Linked DNA regions of Homo sapiens: region 1 is linked to region 2. The links are chromatin loops, found by intact Hi-C in ENCODE. Cell type or tissue: Caco-2. All regions are shown on one strand.

Region 1 (2,500 bases), 240 kb before region 2:
CAGGGAGGGGCCAAAGCTGTGTCCTGAGGGCTCTGGGAGTGGTGGGAGGGTTTGGAGCAGGGGACAGGCATGTTCAGGTATAGAAAGATCTGGCCAGGTGCACGGGCTCACACTTGTAATCCCAGCACTTTGGGAAGCTGAGGCAGGCGGATCGCTTGAGGCCAGGAGTTTGAGACCAGTCTGGCCAGCATGGTGAAAATCCGTCTCTACTAAAAATACAAAAATTAGCTGGGCGTGGTGGCGAGAGCCTGTAGTCCCAGCTACTTGGGAGGCTGAGGCAGGAGAATCACTTGAACCCGGGAGGTGGAGGTTGCAGTGAGCTGAGATTGCGCCACTGCACTCCAGTCTGGCGACAGAGTGGTCTCAAAAAAAAAAAAAAAAAAAAAAGACACAGAAAGATCCCTCTGGCTGTTGAGTGTTGAGTGGAGGGTAGACCAGGGGAGGTGAGATGAAGGCTGGAAGCCCACTGTGGTGGCCTGGGCAAGAGAACAGGGAAAGGAGGAGAGGGTGGGTGACAGAGATGCTCAGGAGGAGGACCACTGCAAGGAGGAGGAGGAAGGGGACATTCACAGGATGAGGGCCACAGCTCAGGCCCAAGGACTAGGATTGATGTGGCTGCCCCTGAGACAGGGACCTGGGGGCAGAGGAAGAACAGAGGGCACGAGGGCTGAAGGCAGCTGGGGAATAAGCTCAGCCGGAGCCAGAGCCTGAAGGGCCTTGAATGCCAAGTTTATCCTGAGGGCACTGGGGAGCCATGGAGGGTTTGGGGAGATCTCTCAGGCTGGTGGGGAGCCATGGAGGGTTTGGGGAGATCTCTCAGGCTGCCAGGTTGCAGATGGACGCAAGTGGGCAGAACTGAATCCTGAAAGATCTCGAAAACTGGGTAATGCTGGCAGCCTGGTCCTAGGGGCTTAGGGCTGGAGAGAGTTAGATGCATGGCCGTGCTGGATAGTGGATGCTCTTGCTTGACAGGTGTCAAGAGAACAGCAATCAAAATTCTGCTGCAAGGAAAGCCAACGATGGGTCCTGCCCAGCCCGGCCCAGTTTTGCTCCAAAACTTGAGACATAACCACCCCATGGGGCTCCTCTGAGGACCTTCAGGGGTCCAGAAACACCATAAAATGGCAACTAGAATTGTGGGGGTGTGCATTTGCTGGGGAAGAAGGAGGCACAGCTTTCATCAGATCCCTTAACATGAAAAGAATTGAGGGAGGCTGACCTTTCTGGGGATGGCTTGTATCTCACGTAGGTGGCCGAACCGGGGGTGGAGAAGCTCCCAGAAGGCTGTCGGTAGGGAGGGACTCTGTCGGCCCCTGCTGGTGATACTGTGTAAGGGGTTTCTGGGAAGCTGACAGGCCTAGAAGGAGACAGGGGAGGAAGGAGGCAGAGGGTGAGTAGGAGGGTACCCCTGCCCTGGGAGGATGGACGGACAGACAGATGGATGGACAGACGGACAGACAGACAGACCAACCGAACTTTCCCCCGCCCAGCCACATCCCTTCTGCTATTCACTGCTCAGGATGAAGGGGAGGATGCTGAGCACAGGGCGAGAGAAGCTGGGATGCTCCTGGGCCCCCTCTTCCCGGATCCACTGCGGCTGCCCGCAACTCACAGCTTCTGCAGGCTGCTCAAGACCATTCTCGCCTCTGCCCCCTGGGGACAAGATGTCCCTCTGCAAGTTGGATTCCTTCATTTTTTGGAAAATTTTCTTTTTATCTTTTAATATATAATATCTTCAAAAGAGTATCTGTTAAGTTATATTTGTCATCATCATAAAACAAACTCCCTGAAGCTACCAGCCAACCCCAGGACTAGAACGGTGGTGCTAACATCTACCTGTGGGCTTCCCCACTTCCCATTTCCCTGCCTCCTCCAGGAAGAAGTCACTGTCCTAAATTTTGTGCTTATCAGTCCCTTCACCTTAAAAATAACAGTTTTATTTTATTTTATTTTTCAGAGATAAGGTATTGCTCAGTCTGGAGTGCAGTGGTGCAATCACAGCTCACTGCAGCCTCCAACTTCTGGGCTCAAGCCATCCTCCCACCTCAGCCTCTTGGGCAGCTGGGACCACAGGTGTGCATCACACCTGGCTAATTTTTAATAAATGTTTTTTATAGAGCCAGGGTTCTGCTATGTTGCCCAAGCTCTCTAACTCCTGGCCTCAAGCAATGCTCCTGCCTTGACCTCCCAAAATGTTGGGATTACAGGCGTGAGCCACCGTGCCCAGCCTAAAAAGCAGAGCTTCAGTCGTCTACTTAGTATAATGGATTTCTAACCCAGAGCTCCCCAGCACTGGGTCCCCAGACAAGAGGCCAACGGTGAAAGCTGAAACGAAGGAGGGAGGGAGGAACAAGGGAGACATAAGGATAAGAAGGAAGGTCGAAAGCTTGAGGCGAGGAAGAGGATGGAGGAAATAGTGAGGAGAGGGAGGGGCGGAGGATGGGTGTGGGCTGGTGGGGGTTGGGAAGTATTGGTCCCCCCAGCAGGTGCTTACCTCTTG
Region 2 (2,500 bases):
TCTCTACAAAAATTGAAACAAAAAAACAAAATAGGCCAGGTGTGGTGGCTCATGCCCGAAATCCCAGCATTTGGGGAGGCCAAGGTAGGAGGATCACTTGTGACCAGGAGCTCAAGGCCAGCCTGGGCAACATAGTGAGACCCTGTCTCTACAAAAACAAAACAAAGAAACAAAAATTAGCCAGGTGTGGTGGCATATGCCTGTAGTCCTAGCATGTGGGAGGCTGAAGTGGGAGGATCACTTGAGCTCTGGAGTTCAAAGCTGCAGTGAGCTATGATGGTACCACTGCACTACAGCCTGGGAAACAGAGCAAAGCCTTGTCTCTTTTTTTTCTTTTTTTTTCCTTTTTTTTTTTTTTTTTTTTGAGACTGAGTCTCACTCTTTCCCAGGCTGGAGTGTAGTGGTATAATCTCGGTTTACTGCAGCCTCTGCCTCCTGGGTTCAAGTGATTCTCCTGCCTCAGCCTCCAGAGTAGCTGGGATTACAGGGGCGTGCCACAACGCCCAGCTAATTTTTGTATTTTTAGTAGAGACGGGGTTTCACCATATTAGCCAGGCTAGTCTCGAACTCTTGACCTCAGGTGATCTATCCTCCTCCGCCTCCCAAAGGGCTGGGATTGCAGGCGTGAGCCACGGTGCCCAGCCAAAACCCTATCTCTTAAAAACAAAACAAAACAAAACAAAACAAAACAACACAACAACAACTCATTGATGGGCCTTAATCTCAGATTGATGGGCCTTAATCTCAGATTGATGGGCAGCAACAACAATTATTCATTGATGGGCCTTAATCTCAGAATTTCCAATTGAGTAGGTCTGGGGTGGGGCCCAATAATTTGCATTTTTAACAACTTCCCACCATTTCTCTAAACGGATGAAGTTCTTCTACATCTGGCAGGAAAGGTTGGCCTCCGTTGCCCTCTGCTGGCCAGACTATAAATTTAACTGTCATGTTTCCAGAGCAGCTGAAAAGCATGAAGTATGAGTTGGAAGGAAATAGAGTGGTCACCTGTCTGAGAACTAGGCCAGCCTACAAACAGCAGTCGTAAGTGTCTGTCACTTACAGTCGTTAAGTGTCTGTCCTGGTTCATGAGGTCCAGGGACCATACTTTGAGAACCCACAGTCTTCACAAAATGCTCTCCGGACACACCACAAAATGTGAAGGACTATTATTTGCCTGTGAGGGTATTCTTTCCCAGCCCCTCTCTCGGTTTCTCTGGTTCTCTCACCCATATATGTTACTGGGTTACGACAGGAACACGCTAAGATTCACTCCCAATTTGCTCTCTCCAAGCCTCAGTTTTCTCATCTATAAAATGAGATAATGCCTACCTTACTGGGCTGTAGAGTGGATGAAATGAGAAGGTATGTCTTGTGCACAGTTCCTGACTTTCAGAAGGTGTTCAATAAACATGAGTTCATTGTTGTTGCTTTCTGATTCCTAGCTTCTCGGAAAATGGCAGTGACTAAGCTGGGCTCTTTTGGATTCCCACAGGTTTTTAAGCAACAGTCCTCAGGAGGGCCAAGGGAGTCTGACGGTGATGTCTTCCCCCAGGCTCATTCCCCTGTGGAAAGATTTAAAACTCCTCCTAAATGACACCATAAATAAAAGCAAGGTAATGTATATGTAGGACATAAACATATTATAGGTTGGCTGCTACCTGTCTTACAGTCATGAGCATTTCAGAAGAGCCACAGATTGTCCTTGAGAACAGGAAGCAAACAGGGTATACTATAGTCACCACCTTAGCAGGAGGTAGGCCATCAATTTCCATGAGTCACAGACTTCTCGCAAGGACATTTTGATAGTGGAAAGTGGACACTCTGGAGGATTGTAAGAGGAACTGACCTTCTGGAAAGAGAGTTTTTCTATTATTTTATTTTATTTATTTTGAGACACAGTCTCGTTCTGTCGCCCAGGCTGGAGTGCAGTGGCATGATCTCGGCCCACTGCAACCTCAGCCTCCCAGGTTCAAGCAATTCTCCTGCCTCAGCTGCCTCCCAAGTAGCTGAAACTACAGGCGCACGCCACCACGCCCAGCTAATTTTTTGTATTTTTAGTAGAGATGGGGTTTCACCATGTTGCCCAAGCTGGTCGTGAACTCCTGAGCTCAAGTAATCTGCCCACCTCGGCCTCCCAAAGTGCTGGGATCACAGGCATGAGCCACTGTGCCTGGCTGAGAGATTTTTTAAAACAGGGGAGGAGGCACCAGAGAAAACAGTTGCCAAGCTCAGTTTTGCTATGGTTGGCTCTGCATACAAGGATCCCAGGGCCAGGCGTGGTGGCTTATGCCTGTAATGTCAGCACTTTGCCAGGGCGAGGTAGGCAGATCACCTGAGCTCGGGAGTTCAAGACCACACTGGGCAACATGGTGAAATCCCGTCTCTACTAAAAATACAAAGTATTAGCCGGGTGTGGTAGCCCGTGCCTGTAGTTTCAGCTACTCGGGAGGCTGAGGCAGGAGAATCACTTGGAACCCAGGAGGCAAAGGTTGCAATG

The links. Peaks named below come from ENCODE experiments on the same cell type or tissue, not always from the same donor. Only the 100,000 strongest peaks of a DNase experiment are listed, where the experiment ranks them.
Region 1: a loop joins it to region 2, with 10 times the contacts of the local background. A loop is called at or near these places in 17 of 110 quality-filtered maps.

The regions. Positions count from the first base shown.
Region 1 is chr19:38,141,430-38,143,929 of GRCh38, reverse strand. SIPA1L3 (signal induced proliferation associated 1 like 3) reads right to left here. Exons shown (of 22, transcript NM_015073.3): 11 at 2,495-2,500; 12 at 1,220-1,357. Among named protein-coding and RNA genes, the nearest start is that of SNORD152, 20 kb to the left of the region's middle. RefSeq lists an enhancer at 1-399. In Caco-2, a CTCF peak has its summit at 1,320 (motif pointing left); a DNase peak (open chromatin) is centred at 1,319.
Region 2 is chr19:37,897,281-37,899,780 of GRCh38, reverse strand. It overlaps WDR87 (WD repeat domain 87), which reads left to right. Exons shown (of 6, transcript NM_001291088.2): 2 at 1,496-1,616. The coding sequence starts at 1,542. LOC107985301 (a long non-coding RNA gene) reads right to left here. Exons shown (of 3, transcript XR_001753935.2): 2 at 1,662-1,852; 3 at 702-1,565. Among named protein-coding and RNA genes, the nearest start is that of WDR87, 8.1 kb to the left of the region's middle. In Caco-2, a CTCF peak has its summit at 941 (motif pointing left); a DNase peak (open chromatin) is centred at 910.